Linked DNA regions of Mus musculus: all the other regions are linked to region 2. A link is a loop called in an ENCODE intact Hi-C map of the cell type or tissue named here. Cell type or tissue: left cerebral cortex. All regions are shown on one strand. Links, peaks and the distances in the headings refer to the core of each region. The heading gives the core; the rest is flanking DNA.

Region 1 (5,792 bases), core at 471-5,470, 120 kb after region 2:
ATCATAAACTTATTTTTATTGCTACCTCATAGCTGTAGTTTTGCTACTGTTATGAATTGCAGTATGAATCTCTGTGGTTTTGATGGCCTTAGATCATGTGGGCCACAAAGAGGTTATGACCCACAGTTGAGAACCACTGTCCTAAAGTGTCTGAGGAACTTCTCATTGCAGCACCTTAAGAGGTTCAGCTTTAGTATGTAAACTTTACAAGAACTTTAATATGATCAATATTTAGTATTTATAGGCAATTGTTCTTAATAATTTCTTGGGCACTTTATTAATATCAAAGAAGAAATAAAGAAATGTATCAACTTGATTAATAACTTAAGCAAGTATTTAAATGGAGAAACCTTTTTATATTTATTAAATGTGGCTGTTCAAGCATTCTAGTAGATGAAAGAATATTTGCATGGGTCTTCTCAGCTAAACACAACACATTATATTTTACTGTCATTTAGTATCAGTATTACTTTCTTTGTTGCAGTGAACAAATAATTGAAAAATTCTTTCATCTCATGGTTTTATGGGAATGTAGTTCAACGTGGTGGGGAAAACGTTGTGGCACATGTTTGTAAACAGTGCTGAACAAACAGTCCACAAGGAGGCTGATAATATTTAAACCCCTCTGGCCAATAACCCATTTCCTCCAGCTAGGATTTGTCTCCTGAATGGTCTACAACTGCCTAAGATAACACCATCAGCTGGGGACCAAATGTTTAAGAACATGAGCCTGTGTGGTTTTTACATGCAAAACATATTTCACCCTCTATAGGCTTATGTCCATTTCAGAATGTGAAGTGCTTTCAGACTAACTTCAAAAGTCCATGTAGCCTCATAATTCAAATGGTGTTCACAAGTCCAAAATTCAAAGTCTTTTCAAAGACTACAGGCAATGTATTAATTGTTAGGCTTTATAAAAAAAAAAAAAAAAAAAAACCCCAAAAACTGAAGTATAGTTATGCAACCCTAGTATACAATGGCATAAACATTCTATTTTTTTTGTCTTTTTATTAATTCTTTGCAAAGTTCACATCATGTGCCCCAATTCCTCTTATCTCCCTGTCCCTCCATATTTCTACATCCTCTGACCTTGCAAACTCCCCACAAAAAAAAAAAACAATAAAAATGAATGAAGAGAGCACTGACTTTAAAAATATCTCCCTATAGAATCTGTGTTGTATGCTCGTGTATGACACGGGATACCGTTTTTTCCCCAAACAGCTTTTCTTGTTCTTTCTCTCTCACTTGTACCAACAGGGTCAACTCTCCCAATCTGGTAAGGTGATTCAGCTTTCCTGCTTCCAGCAACAGGTCTGCCATAGGAGAGACTCTTGAATTCTTCCATGGCTCAGCACTCCTGTGCTCTTCTGTGCAGAGAGCAGACATTTTATCACAATATTAATTACTAAAATTGACACCTAGATCACACATTACTCATCACATCGTTTTAATTACACTTATGGCCCACTTGTCTTCTATTTATCTATATCTGTCTGTATATTTACCCATTTATTTATGTACATATGTAGATTATAGAATGGCTATGGAAGAGTTAAAGACACCAAAGGAGAAGAAAAGGGCTCAAGGAGCCTTTAACAGAAGCAAAGAAGAGGGCTGAGACAGACCTAGAGATAGCCACTGCAAGGATGCTGTCAGAGAGACCAACTGTCAGGAGTGGGGTCACAGCGTGAGTTAAGGTACCTAAGTGAGATGTAGGACCATGAAGATGATACAGATGAAGTATAGAAATTCAGGACCTTGGAGGAAAGGTATATAACCAGGTCCAGACAGACAGACGAACAAAGAGGAGTGGAGACCACATTGAACTAAAATTCTCACGATAAACAGGAATATTCTGCCTCTTGGTCTCTTGTTACACACACTGAATGTTCAGAATATAGGTCAGCAGAGATCACTGTCATTATTTTAGATTTCTTCCTCTTCATATACTCCAGATGGTAATATACTCTTATTTGATCCAGAGTGTCTGATAAGTTCTCAGGCCAGATTTCATTGATATGATTTTAATGTGACAATATTTTCATTCAACTCCAATCTTCTTTGACAATTTGCACAGTGACTCCTTTTATATTTAGAAGTCAGTTTGTTTTTATCAATCTGCATCTCATATAAAATGTTAGACAAGTAGAGGTGCTTGCAAATACAGGGAGTACAACATCATTTGCCTTGGTATTTCCACTAAATTGGAGTTAAGTCACACTTTTAAGATAGAGACACCCAGCCTAAAAATTACCATTTTACAAAGAGAAGGTCATTCTGATTTCAACATTCACCTTCATCACTTTTTATATAACCCACTCAGCAGCTCCATTCAGAGCAAACAAACCTATGAGACATTGCGTGTTCTCAGTGGACTTCTAGAATTCTCATGACTCAACCATCTGACTTCCTGCACATCTACAAAAGAAGCATCATAAAAACATCACAAAATTCTGCTAGAATTAGAGATGTAGCCTGATTCTCTTGGGCTACAGCAAAACACCTTGGAAAGAAAACTCCCTGGGTAAAGTTAGCAACATACTTCCCTTGGTATTTCTGTTGGGGTGGAATTTATTTAGAACCAAATGCAAGATTGTCTGTTTTTGAATTGTCACACCCTTGAGTTGTTTTGTTTTGTTTTTGTTTTTTGAGCCAGGGTTTCTCTGTGTAGGCCAGGCTGTTCTGGAACTCACTCTGTAGACCAGGGTGGCATTGAACTTAGAGATCCACCTGCCTCTGCCTCCCAAGTGCTGGGATTAAAGGTGTGTTTCACCAACTGCCCAGCAACCACTGAGTTTTTGATGAGTAGAATCTAGCCCATGCACCTTTCCAATGGCCTCAACACAGATTATGATACTTAATTGTCATAGAAGACATCTCTTTATGAATTGCAGCCACATTTTCTTTATGTGCCTTATCTGCAGCTTTCATTGAGCTCAAGCTTCATCGTTTTACTTAATTTTCTACTTTGAATTCTCAGCATTAAATATCACTAAATGTAGAGAGCACTGACTGACTCTTCCAGGGCCTGAATGTTACAGCATCTTAAAATTTCCTTTACCAAACAAATTAATCCATTACTTTAAATTCAGCTTCACTCCACTTTTTAAGATATAGACAATATTCAAAAGGTTCTTTTACAGAACGTATCATGGTATTGTGCTGCTAAGATTTTACCTTGACTAGACTCATCTGGAAAGAGGGAATCTCAACTGAAGAACTACTTCTACCAGATTGGCCTATAGCCAGTCCTTCTGGGACATTTTCTTAATTATGATTAATTTAATCTCTCAGACTGCTGTGGGTGATGCTACATAGTTGCTCCTAAATTGTATCAGAAAGCAAGCTGAGCCTGCCATGGGAGACAAGCCAGGAAGCAGCAGTGTTCCTCCATGATTTCTGCTTCAGTTTCTTTCTTTATGTTCTTGCCTAAAGTTACCCCTCCCCCAACTTTCTAAAGTGATGAATTAGGACCTGATATTTGTAAGATGAAACAAACCCATTTCCCCCATAAGTTGTTTTCATCAATGTGTTAACATAGCAAATGAAAGCTAAGCCTGGTGGTTTCTAGCTCTATGTTCAACAGAGGCCTTGTGATCCTCTGAGACCTTTTGCGTCAAGTACTTCCTGTCTGCCTTTATTTGCCATTCTGGTCTTTAGAAATTATACCAGGATAGTCCAGTAAACTCTGCATATAACAGTATAAGCTTTCTTATTCCAAACTTTTCCATACTTCTACAGATTAACGTTGAAGGCTTTGTTATACAGTTAGATTTATCACCCTAACAATCTGATAATAATTTATATATTAGAGACCCTTTCATCACTGACCACATATTTGACAAAATCAGCTTAAAAGAGGATGAATTTGTTTTGGTTCACAGTCCATCTGGCAAAGACATTGTAGTGGCTTGAGAGTATTCACAAGTAGGAGCTGGGTCTAGCCTATAACCCTAAATGCCTACATCTCAGAGACCAAATTTTTCCATGTAAGCTATACTTTTCCATATTCTACAAGTTCCTAGTACAGCACCACTAGATGAGAATAAACATTAAAGCACAGAAGCCTGATTCCCCCCTTTCACCTCCACATCTCCTCTCCCACCCAATTCCTCTACCATCTGTCTATGACAACTATTTTACTTCCCCTTCTGAATGAGATTCAAGCATCCTACTTGGACCTTCTTTGTGATTTAGCTTCTTTGAGTCTGTGGATTACAGCATAGATATCCTGTATTTTATGGCTAATATCCACAATAAGTGAGTACATACCATGCATGTCCTTTTGGGTCCGGATTTTCTCACTCAGAATGATATTTTCAAGTTCCATCCATTTGCTTGCAAATTTCATCACGTCCTTGTTTTAAACAGCTGAGTAGTATTCCACTATGTAAATGAATCTCATATTCTGCATCCATTCTGAAGCTGAGGGACATGGACTAGGAGAATAAATGGAAATTGGGGGGTGGGTAGTGAGTGGCATCTTTAGAATGTGCCAGAAATCTAGGTTGGAAGAGTCTCCATGGAGTTTAAGAGGGTGACTCTAGAGCAGTGGGTTTAGTACCTGGAAACTCTGGGGGTACTGGTTGGTTCATATTATTGTTCCTCCTATGGGGATCCGACCCCTTCAGCTCCTTGGGTACTATTGCTGGTTCCTTCATTGGGGACCCTGTGCTTAGTCTAATGGATGGCTGTAAGCCTCCACTTCTGTATTTGTCAGGCACTGGCAGAGCTTCTCAGGAGACAGCTATATCAGGCTCCTGTCAGCAACCACTTGTGAGCATACAGTGTCTGAAATAGCAACCTACTATAGCCAGACAGGACTCCCAGTAGAGGGATAAGGATACCAACCCACCCATAAAACTTTTGATCCCAAATTTGTCCTGCCTACAAGAAGTGTAGGGACAAAGATGGAGCAGAGAACCAATCTCTGACACTATTAATGATAGTCTGTTATACTGTAAATCCAAAGGAACACTTTTATCAATGAAGGAATCCTTGAAAAATTTAAAATTCTCCCATTTGTGAACATTCGGGCTCTTTGTTGAATTTTATCACTCCCCCCACAAAGTTTTGTTTAAATTTCTAAGCCTTTCTGTTTTAAATTTACATATTTTAATTGGACAACAAGGCTGCACTTCCACAAAAAACAGACTCACTGCATTGTACTGTAAAACTGTGTGTACGGAGACAGTTACTTTGATTCAGCAGGCTATACACCTCATATTCAAAAGGCTATCTGTGAACTTCCAGCTATGTAATTCACCAACAAGTTGATATGTTGATTAGGGAGAGTTCCAAGGTACTGCCAAAACATGCTTTTGCCTTGCAGAAAGTTCTATGCTGTTTTGAAGTTCATGATGAAAAGCAGAAGAAGAGAAATAGTCCATGGGTTTGAATCACATCAACATAACCATTTTTTTGCCATGAATATAAGATTTAATTTTAAATATCTTTTTTTATCATACTTTTTTATTACGTATTTTCCTCAATTACATTTCCAAAGCTATCCCCAAAGTCCCCCATACCCTCCCCCCCACATCCCTACCCACCCATTCCCATTTTGTTGGCCCTGGTGTTCCCCTGTACTGGGGTATATAAAGTTTGCAAGTCCAATGGGCCTCTCTTTCCACTGATGGCCAACTAGGCCATCTTTTGATACATATGCAGCAAGAGTCAAGAGCTCCGGGGTACTGGTTAGTTCATATTGTTGTTCCATCCAACATTGCAGATCCCTTTAGCGCCTTGGGTACTTTCTCTAGCTCCTCCATTGGGAGCCCTGTGATTCATCC
Region 2 (5,792 bases), core at 243-5,242:
GTTCCCCCTCCTAAGAAGAATCGAAGTATCCACACTTTGGTCTTCCTTCTTCTTGAGTTTCATGTGGTTTGTGAATTGTATCTTGGGTATTCTGAGCTTCTGGGCTAATATCCACTCATTCGGGAGTGCATATCATGTATGATCTTCTGTGATTGGGTTATCTCACTTCAGATGATATCCTCCAAATCCATCCATTTGCCTAAGAATTTCATAAATTCATTGTTTTTACTATCTGAGTAGTACTCCATTGATTAAATGTACCACATTTTCTGTATCCATTCCTCTCTTGAGATACATCTGGGTTCTTTTCTGTTTCTGGCTATTATAAATAAGGCTGCTATGAATATAGTGGATTAAGTGTCCTTATTACGTATTGGAGCATCATCTGGTTATATGCTCAGGAGTGGTGTAGCTGGGTTCTCAGGTAGTACTATGTCCAATTTTCTGAGGAACCTCAAAACTCATTTCCAGAGTGGTTGTACCAGCTTTCAATCTGACCAGCAATGGAGGAGTGTTCTTCTTTCTCTACATCCTCACTAGCATTTGCTGTCACCTGAGTTTTTGATCTTAGCCATTCTGACTGGTGTGAGGTGGAATCTCAGGGTTGTTTTGATTTGCATTTCCCTCATGACTAAGGATGTTGAACATTTTTTTCAGGTGCTTCTCAGCCATTCATTATTCCTCAGTTGAGAATTCTTTGTTTAGCTTTGTACCCCATTTTTAATAGGATTATTTGGTTTCTGAATTCTAAATTCCTGAGTTCTTTATATTTATTGGATAATAGCTCTCTATCAGATTTAGGATCGGTAAAAATCTTTTCCCAATTTGTTGGTTGCCTTTTTTGTCTTATTGACAGTATCCTTTGTCTTACAGAAGATTTGCAAGTTTATGAGATCTCATTCTTCACAGAGTTAGAAAGAGCAATTTGTAAATTCATCTGGAATAAATAAAAAATTAGTATAGTGAAAACTATTCTCTACAATAAAAGAACCTCAGTGGAATCACTGTACCAGATCTCAACCTGTACTACACAGCAATTGTGATAAAAAAAAAAAAACAAAAAACAAACTGCATGGTATTTGTACAATGACAGGCAGATAGATCAATAGAATAGAAGTGAAGACCAAGAAATAAACCCACACACATATGGTCACTTGACCTTTGACAAAGGAGCTAAAACCATCCAGTGGAAAAAAGAGAGTATTTTCAGCATATGGTGCTGGCACAACTGTCTGACTGTTCGCATGTAGAATAATACAAATCGATCCATTCTTATCTCTCTGTACAGAACTCAAGTCAAAGTGGATCAAGGAACTCCAAATAAAAACAGATACACTGAACCTTATAGAGGAGAAAGTGGGGAAGAGCTTCGAACATATGGGCACAGGGGAAAAATTCCTTAACAGAACATCAATGGCTTGTGCTGTAAGATCAAGAATCCACAAATGGGATCTAGCCATTTCCTAAGAAACAAGTTTCTTGTTAGATTTGAATAAGCATGTTAACTTTCTTCTCACGGCCTGAGAGTGCCTGATATAAAGAGGTTAAGAGAGGAGGAAGGATCTACTAGGGCTTATGGTGTTAGGTTCATGTTTGAGTGGTCCTATGACTTTGAGAAAATTATCATGGCAACTATAGCATGTGATGGAGAACTTCTTTAGTTTTCCTCAGACAGGAAGCAGAGAGAAAGAAGAAGAGCAAGCATCTAGAATAAGAGAGAGCTCCTGATGTCATGCCTCCAGGGGCCTGACTCCTTCAATATATATCACCTCCTAACTTTCCTACAACCTTCCATATAAAAGCACTCTCTGGAGTCCAAGCATGTGACAAAAGAGCCTGTGAGGGGCTGTTCCTAGCAGGCCACTCCTCAGTGCTTATGCTATTTTTCTTGTTCTGTTTTACTATTTGTTAAGTGATATGAATGCTCACAGAATACAAAGGTACAGGTTTTCTTTATAACTCTATCTTTCTAGCCTTCAATTGTTTGTTTTCTTTCCATTTGTTCTTCATCTCCAACTTATTAATATAAATTTTAATCTTTATGAAAAAATAAACACCATTCTGATCAGTACAACACCACTGAAGGAGAATTAAGGGCATAGATTTACTGTTCAACTGTTTATTGAAAATCTTTTCATCTATTTAACAGTTTAATAGCTGAATTAAAACATATACATTGTCTTTAAAACCATGAATCCAATTCATCTTATTGTCCAGAAGGTAAAACAGCTTTCTGATTCTCATATAGCAGAAATGTCATTAAATTCTCTTACTTTCAGGAATTTATATTTTACCCAGACATTATTGCAATATTTTGTTGTCCTCCAATCTTCTTTCCCTTTCCAATTTAGATTTCCTCTCACACTAGAAATCATAGAATTAAATGTAAGTTTCAGGTACACTTGCTTGAATAGGTCAGACTGGAACATATTAGTGATGAAATTAGCATTTGTGTATACTTTCTAATTAAAATGGAAATATTCCAGTGAAATAAAACACGCATAAATATTCTTTTCTGTTTTCTGCTTTGGTTGAGACTAAATCTTTCTATCTGATGAGTTAGAAGTGGATCTAAAATAGCTTTACATTCTCTGAAGCAGCATTTTAAATATAAAAGTACAATGCAGATGATTAAATTCATTTGGCTATATTTTCCACGGTTTTAAAATATGAGATACACAACAGATACACACACTTCTATTTTAGTACATATATTCATGCGTTTGTGTGTCTGTACTGAAATAGATGTGTGTGTGTTTAAGATGGACCATGTATCAACCTAAGCCAAGCCATATAAAATACAGTAGAAATAAGAGGTGAAGGAATTGAACATTCATATAACTAAATTTAATTTGGGTGGGATAATTACTGGTACATAGGATTCAACTGTTTTGACTGAGATAGGTTTTCTATCTTCCTTTATACCTTATACCTAAATTTAGTACTTTGAGATTGTAAAATAATTCTGAAATGATGGGGCAGGGGTTAGGTACTTTGAAGCAAGGATTTACAAAATAAAACATTACATTTCAGATTTAATTGCTCATAAAATTTCAATACAGCAATTGTTCAATGCCTGGCAGACTTGGTGACTCTTGTGCAGTACTCATGCAGGCATATAACTCTGCCCTGGGAGAGGATGGGAACAGAATGTATTCAAGCAATTGTTTTCTTTCATTTTTGTTGGCCTTGTGTTCTTGCATGCCTCTCTTATTTATCATACTATGCATGTTTTGGCCTTCTTTATGCAGTTCATGCTGTCCTTTGTCTAAATATCCTTCCTGAAGAAATGCTGAAATGTTTATATCCCTGCATTCTTCTGGAGCGCAGGACCTCAGAGATGCTCTTCACCTATACTCTAAGCATCACACTATCTTTATTTTCATAGCCCTTTGCTTTTTAATAGCATTGACATTTAAAAAAACACATTGTCTTGTTTGTTTGTTTTTACATGTTTTCCAGTAGTCTAAAATTCATGACAATGAAGACCTGTTTTGTGTCTCTGTTTATTCCTAGGGCAGAGATATGCCGGTACTAAGTGTACAAATGACTTTTAAGGAGTGACTGATTTTCTTTAACCCTCCCAGGACACCTGTCACGTGTGGAGACATAGGCCTTTGATGTCCAGGATCTCAGCTGAGATAGCTAATTCTTTTTTTCCTGAAACTTCTTTTTCTCCAAAGAAGTTGAATTTGAAGAATTCTGTAACTTTGGATTCAGTTTTTACTATCAAATTAAAGCTAAAAATGCTGCCAGGAAGGAGGGAAAGCCAGATTGGAGGGGGAGGAGGCGAGAGGTAGAAGAAGGGAAAGCCGAGAGTTGGGGGAGGAGATGGCGGAAAGATCCAGGAAACCTGAGGAGAAGCAACAAAAACCAATTAAAGTTAATGAACTACAGCTAAGCTTTTTATTTTAGATTTTTTTCCCCCTCACAGTGTACCAGCCTCAACTTGGAATTATTTTTCTTGGAGAGAAACTGAACTAGATTATTTCCTAACTACCCCCATGATCAAAAAAACTATCACTTTAGTCAACAGAGGCCTGAGGGTCTGTTTTGTGCATCCTCCTAGGGGATCTGTCATTTGGCCTTTAGCCTTGGTCCTCCCACCCACTGAAATCTGGCAAGCTTCCAGGATGTCACAAATTCTGTTCTCCTATATCTTCACATAAGCTGAGAGTCAGCCCTACTGAATAGTTATCTGGAGGCAGGAGGCGGAGGTCCAATTGTAGTATCTAATATTAGAAATAGAGACGCCTCCAATGGTTTTTGGCAGACTGAGCCTAGAAAGAGAGACTCTGGCTCTCCCACTCAAATGTCTTAAATAGTTTATATATCTGCTTGATTAACTTGGCTAGAGACATGGTTACAGTTAATATATTAGGTATAAAAGTTTAAAGAAAGATTCTTATCTCAATTATACCCATTTTCTAGAATAACGTACCCTGTCAAACCAGCTCTGATAAATGTTAATGATAATAAAACATTATTGTATAGTTACTTCATTTCTGTTGCCTGCAGAATATCCCCAACCTCGAATGGGAACAAGATGTACTTTGTGAGCATGTTCTTTTCATTCAGCACTTTGGCCAAGTTATCACATTCAAATATTTAATTCTGTCCTAAAATTCAGAGAATCATATAAAATGCTATGAGCTAATCCAAAGGTTATTGAAAATGTGAGATTCTGACACTCAGGTTTCCCATTTGAAATGTACCTTCAAATATTCTGTGTACCTAACGATCCCTTCCTAGGCTTCCTGTCATCTCAGCCTCAACATCCCAGAGCTCTGTTTTCATGGCAGTGCTTCACACATCCTCATTTTGTTCCACCCATCCTTTTTTTTTCTTTTTGAATTAGTAACTGGAATATAGTAATTCTTTTCCTCTCAGTGAAATCTAAGATTGTGACAGTAAGAGTATCCTTGCTGAAGAGGTTGGAAAATGTTAACTTGTTGCTCCATCTCCCAAGTTTCTTCTTCACTTCCTTGGGAGCTGCTGTTGGATGGATACAGACTGTTGCTCATTGTTTGTTGAGGCTGCTTTTTTTTCATTGTTCAGAAACCTTATGATTAGAAAGATCATGATAAACAGATACTGTAACCTTGATTTTGACTTGTTTGGTGATTCTTTCATTCACTCATTCTTCAGCCATTCAAGCAAACACTCAACCATCACTTGTTGAATTTCCACTGTGCATAGTGTTTACACCCACTGAAGACTTGGGAGCATGACAAAATTAGTTGAAATTAACTCTGGTACATTAATAGGTAGATAAAGACAATGCTGCATTTTTCAGACTTCTCTTGAGATGATCTAACTTTAAACTCCTTTTTTCCCCCAATTCTCACTTTCCTCTAGAAAAGCCTTTTATGTTCATCGTCCTCTTAAAATGTACATCCAAATATGAGTGGGCCTTTTCACATTTAAAGAATAGTAAATGTGTTTCCTCCCACATTTAACACATGTCTTTTCTTAATATAAAAACCTTAAAATAAAAGTGGACTTTTTCCCTCGTGTATTTCAGTGTTGCCCTTCTTTAGCATAAGCTTCTCGAACCATTTGAGGTCAAGATGTAAAACAATCAGGTCAAAATTTCCAACATGTGTTTATATAAATGCATACACAAGCATTAGTGTTTAGATTGCTTTGCATATTTTTCCCAGTATAATACAGTATAGTTTTTCTCTTCAAAAGTTTATTCCTACTCATATACAGACTGCTTAAAATAATGTAAACAAGGTAATGGTGTCATATATGAATAGAGAGCATGTATGTATAAATCAGAAACAATG
Region 3 (5,792 bases), core at 471-5,470, 590 kb after region 2:
AGGGCACACCTGACCTTAGGCTCTGCTGGGTTGCTTATCCTGAAGCAGTGTGAGGCCCTCCCAAGGTGAAGAAATATAATTAGAAGAGAAAGAAATCATTCAGTGAGGAGCCCATGGTAGGACACAAGGGGTTACTTTCTAGGGGAAAAATAGATTGTGAAAAAAATTAACTAATTCTGGATAGTAAAAGAAAAAAGACAGCTCTGCAGTTAAAGAAAGCAGCATGTTAAAAATTAGCAAGGTAAATTGGCTTTCACTTGTTTTCAACACAGCTGTGGTTGTTAGTAGATCCTTCTTCTTTTCCAGTTGGGACAGAAAAATAAGAGAATAGCCAAGACCCAGAGAATTCCTAGGAGAAGTTGATTTTATTTTATTCCTCCTCCTATCCTTTTTCTCCTTCTTCTACTTCTATTTGTTCTGTGTCTAAGAAGTGGACTATGTAATTGTGAGCTTATTATGTGTAAATGCCTTTTATTATATTTAGAAAATATTGCAGCCCCTCAAAAAAAGTGGTACATAGATTTAAGCTATGATTCTTATAAAGTATAAGTTGGTTATAAAGACACTAAATCAGAACTTTGGCTTTTAAATACATTTTTACATATATAATAACAATTATTTTGTCAAAATGTGTTTAAAAGCATGAAATAGGACTTTGTAAATATTGTCTTAGTATTTAAATAGTCATATATTTTAATACTATAATGTCTGAGAACATGTGTAGCTTAAATAATAAAAGTAACCGGGGCTGAAAATAAAAATCATTACAAAGTATATCTATAGTAAGAAAGCCACTATCATAAAAATTAAAAAGGTTTGAATTTGAATAAAACTATGTCAACATCCTTTGCTGCTTTCCTTTTTACAAATTCAGTTATTCCTCGAAGAAAAGGTTAGATATGAGAAAGCTAATTCCAACATATGTTCTCACTAATCAAGGTGTATGACATAACATTTATCAGGAACATTATCTTGAAAGGAGGCTTTGGAGAAATCAAAATGAATATTTGCTATAACAAAATAATTTTATGGAATCTTTGGATTCATTTTTTTTCCTTCTCCATTCCTTATTGTACTACTAAAATCAAGACTGTATGTGCATGTCAAATACATTGGATCATGCTACCAAGTAACTTTACTCTGTCACACATAGATGTGGCAACATAAAGGACCCAGGGATACCCACTAACTTCAGATGTCATTCTCTACCCCTCCCCCAGCTTTCTATTTTAGTTGAAATTTCTGTGAAAAAAAAATGGCTACTTCTCATTGGTTCTATGATCATAAGAATTTCAGAGGCCACTGCTAGACAATTCTAGTGATGTTCAATCACATGTATCCCTCAGCCACTTGGATGTACTTTGATGAAAAAGGAATGCTGGGGATGCTATGTTTAAAAGCAGGATAATACTCTCTCTTGTTGATGAAACAGAATAAATATTTTTCTAACAAGTGAAAGGAGTGAGCTGTTTTTTTCTTTTTTTAAGTTCTATTATTGGAGATTTAAACAGAAATGTTCTTTATAATTACGTTTTGAAACCTTGTTCTTTATTGACAGTATTTCAAACACAATCAAAACTGTGCTGTTGTGTGATAGTGTAACACGTTTCTGTCCAGGATCGCTATGTCACAGGCTTCTCAGCTCATTCTCATAATAATAAAAGGTAAAGTGACAAAAACTAGTGAGGACAGGAGGAGTGTCTGTCACACAGGGAGCTTTTCACCAGCCATTCTTGCTGAGCAAACTCTGGTCCAGTCTGAGGTCATGGTTGTTCCAGAATCTGAGTGGTTAAGGATATTTCGGGATGCTTTCATTAGAAGGTACAAAGTACAGTTTAGAATCGGGCTTGGGGCGCCACTATGTGATTATGGCAAGACGTGCTGACCACTGGGATATTGCTGAGCCAAGTGGGCAGGGAGTTAGTCTGACCTCCTTGGAGCCAAGTCCGCAGGAAGCCACCACCCAGCACACCTCCTTAGGACAAGATGAAGCATTTAGTGTTCAAAATGTTCATATGAGCAACAGATGTTTTTGTAAGACAAAAGTATTGAGCATTTCAAGTTCTCTGTTTATGAACCTTCTGACCATTCTATTTTTAAAGGACCTGGTATCCAAAAAAGTCCCTTGATTTACTTTAGAAATCCAACATCCTTTCTGCTGTTTCATTGGAAGACAAGGATCCTCGTAGAAGATCTCTAACCACAACACAGTTTAACAGGCTGTATGGTTGTTTCCAGGACCTTGTTAAGAGAACCACTATAAAACTCAGGTATTTTGTTAGACTTAATACTTTGAGCTAAAAACCTTAATTTACATTTGAGGGTAAGAAATCATTTCTTTTTGCATTTCATGTTTAATGCTTCCTTCACTACTTATAAATCCCAAACTTGATGGTTATTTTTTCCTCTGTCTTCGTTCAGCCTGTTTATATAAAGCAGAAAAATCAAAAAAGTTAAAATGAGAGAGAATTTGGAGGTGTTATTTGATAACCATGACAACTCAGGAAGCAGAAAGAAGAAATTTGAAGTCTATTATTTGTTTTAGAAGTAGGAGAGAAGCTGGCAGTGGATACACTAGTATGCTTTTACCTGGCACACTCGGAAGCCTGGAGGAATGGAGTGAAGCTGGAAAATGGGAAGATGTTCATACAAAATGCATAATAGGATATCAATTCATGCCATTTTATCCTACTGAAATATCTCCTCGAGCCTTCCAATTTGAAAACATACTGTTATGCACTGATATTCTCAAACTAACACATTACTATCTTTTTCTTCCTCTCCCATAACTAAGATACATAAACCATCCCTCAATAAGGTCTTTACTGAGATATATTTTATATCTTCCTAAAAATTATAGAAAAGGGTAAAGAAAGGTGATAAGCTAGACAAAATAATTTTGAGAAACTGTATTTAAACATTGAGTTAAGGTGTCATGGGTTTCAGTATGGTTCATTCAGTATGATTCAGATAAGTCAAGCTCTAGACCTTGTACAATTCAAAATTCACAGTCCAAGCTTGGGAGGCACGAGAAGCAAATATATATCACACTTTACCCAGGTTGCTCTGTCAAAACAGGAGGGGCTGTGCTGTTCAAAACTCCTTAAACAGAGATAATATCAAGAACAATGAAATTTGAGCTTCTATATAAAGAAGTAATTATATTAAATCCAGTCCTACTGCTCTGAAGTCTATCCTCACCCGTGAATGTATGCCTGCGTGTGTGTGTGTGTGTTTGTGATTTTCTTTGCCACATATTTGTCTCCTTTTTATGCCCTCTCTCATTGTTTCTTTTTCTTTCCTTTCCTCTTTATAATATATTTTAAGGTCTTCTCCAGCAATTCCAGGCCATCTGTCTTCACCATTCTAAATAAGCAGCCATGGACACATGGCTGCCTCCTCCAGACTGACAAAGGCTCTGGAGTACAGCTAAGAGAGATGACCCAACAGCAGTGGTGAAGAGCCCTAAAAATATTTAAAGGAAAAAATAGCAAGACTTACTTTTTTCTTCGCTCGACACCTCTTTTTTTCTTGAGTTTATTTCATGGTTTATCATTAGTATATGCCCTTACAGAATGCATTTGCATAATTGCCTGCCAGATAGATCTAAGCTTATTTTAAAGGTAACGGAATCTTATAGCATAAAAAGAAATTACAAACTTTAATTTCCTTTTATGTCAAGATTGCATACAGTCCCATGCAATACAACTGTAAAACATTAAAAAAGCAGGAAGGTGATAATATGTAGCAAACATTACTGAAATTTCTACTTCTGTACCAGATACAGGGAGTTCAGAAATGTATTTTTAGCAATTTAATAAGAATTTCATCCAATGAATAGACATGCTTTTTTAAATAACTCACATAAATTCTAAGACAGTAAGGACACCGTTTTTCTTTTTAAGTCAACAAATTAAAATTTTATATAAAAGACATTGGACGTGTTCCTTTTCCAGTTTTCTGCTCATTGATTTTTTTGTTTGCATAGCAAATTGAGTCATTTTATTCCCAGTGAATACTATCCTCTTATATAAATTTGTTGGTTTATTAAATCATTTTATCTAATGAGAGATATTTTAATTGGATGTAAATTATCACTATTTTTTTTACAGCAGATGCTGTGTGAATTACATGAACTTATATGAATTTCTGAGCTACTCATAAGTATTCAGAAAACTGCTGAAACCTGTTAGCAGAATAGAAGATAAGATACTTCTATTCTTTTTATGGGATGAATGCTGCATATGTAAAAATTGTTAGGCATTTTCTTCCCTGAGACGTTATTTATAAGCAAATGTCTCTTCATTGTCAAGTCTTATTATACAAGCTTACACCTGTATAGGTCACTGAAATATAGGCACTTCAGATACAGGAATACTGGACACCACCTGACATATCCCACCTCTTAAAGAAAGATTTTTAAATCATCCATAGGCCACCCGACAGCACTTTGAGTGATCTTTTTTATTTTTGTTGTTAATTTGGTTTGGTTCGGTTTTGCTTTTTAAATAAAACTGCTTCTTCAAAATGTTGATCCTATCTTAATTAGTTCTAATAAATTAATTTTTTACAACATATAAAAAGAAAAGAGTGATATAAAAATTTGTCCTCGAATTATATACAAACCACACTGTGTAGTTGCTACAACAAAATGGCAGCCAGGCTTTAAAAATATTAAAATCCTAACCACTTGAAATACATACTAGGATTTTGGGACTGACAAACATTTTTGAAAATGCATATATGCTACTAAAAGCAGACTTCCCAGGGCTCTGTGTTCTGTGGCTTATGTGCTGCGTGGTGAGAAGGACGTGTTGGGGAAGGAACTGCACATAGAATGTCATTAAGACACGTGTTCATCCGTGTGTGTCTTGCATTGTTCAGTGTTTTTTATAGAATGTTTCCCCTTTCTAAAAAAGCATGTAGTGGGTGTTCAGTGGGTTCTTTTGCTTTTCATTCTGTCAATTAGAACTTTGCAACTAATCCTAAAAGGGAAACAAAGTACAGTAGAGTTCCCAGCTTAAAGTTTAGAAAATGAGAGTCCTCATATTCAGAGTAAGATTTATACACATGAATGGAAAATCATCAAAATATTTTATTTAAATTAATAAGAAAAGGCAAAGCACTCCCTGAGACTGATAAAACCATAAGGAGAGATATGCCCAGGACATGAATTGATATGAACGCAGAACTTCATATGCAGTCATTTTCTTTATGGCTAATGCTTCAGTATGGGTGGCAGAGAGAATAGATCGTGGCTCCAAATTTGATTTTTCCAATCGTGGTTAATCAGGCCCTCTTTACCTACAAGAGATAAATCCCCATGGAAGAGAAGTAGATGAGGAGAGAGAGAGAAAACGCACATGGCCGGTTCCAAAGCTGCATGCCTCTCCAAACCCCAGACTGCTTCATATACGTTTCTCTCAGTGATGATTTCTTTCTCAGTAATTCTTTTTAGTTGACCATATAAAATTCCTGATAATTTTAAAGGAATAAAGAATCTAATCCAGATATGGGTTTTTCAGTATTGTACGCTAATCCCTTAGGAGGAAAGTAACTAAGCAATCACTTTTAAATAACTCACTGGGAAGCAGCGCAATAATGGAGTGACAGATAGGCTGATGCTAAATACACACAAACAGTAAACCTTCTTCCATGTCTTTCTTGGTGGCATCACTCACTTTCATGAGCCTCAGTTTCCTTCTTTGTAATTTAAGGAAAGTAATTGTTAGATTGCCTAATGGTTATTAATGATAAACATGGTAATATATGCAAAATGCCACAGAGGTCTC

The links. Peaks named below come from ENCODE experiments on the same cell type or tissue, not always from the same donor. Only the 100,000 strongest peaks of a DNase experiment are listed, where the experiment ranks them.
Region 1: it touches region 2 in a loop (2.2-fold over the local background); 2 of 42 quality-filtered maps call a loop at or near these places.
Region 3: a loop joins it to region 2, with 6 times the contacts of the local background. A loop is called at or near these places in 4 of 42 quality-filtered maps.

What each region holds. Positions count from the first base shown.
Region 1 is chr13:82,434,715-82,440,506 of GRCm38, forward strand. No RefSeq gene overlaps it. Among named protein-coding and RNA genes, the nearest start is that of Mir3961, 260 kb to the right of the region's middle. In left cerebral cortex, for the core only: no CTCF peak of the experiment used is centred there; a DNase peak (open chromatin) is centred at 2,435.
Region 2 is chr13:82,313,200-82,318,991 of GRCm38, forward strand. No RefSeq gene overlaps it. Among named protein-coding and RNA genes, the nearest start is that of Gm24295, 270 kb to the left of the region's middle. In left cerebral cortex, for the core only: no CTCF peak of the experiment used is centred there; DNase peaks (open chromatin) are centred at 3,138, 3,797 and 4,162; H3K27ac peaks cover 3,035 bases.
Region 3 is chr13:82,904,503-82,910,294 of GRCm38, forward strand. No RefSeq gene overlaps it. Among named protein-coding and RNA genes, the nearest start is that of Mir3961, 210 kb to the left of the region's middle. In left cerebral cortex, for the core only: no CTCF peak of the experiment used is centred there; DNase peaks (open chromatin) are centred at 2,582, 3,357, 4,843 and 5,272; H3K27ac peaks cover 3,628 bases.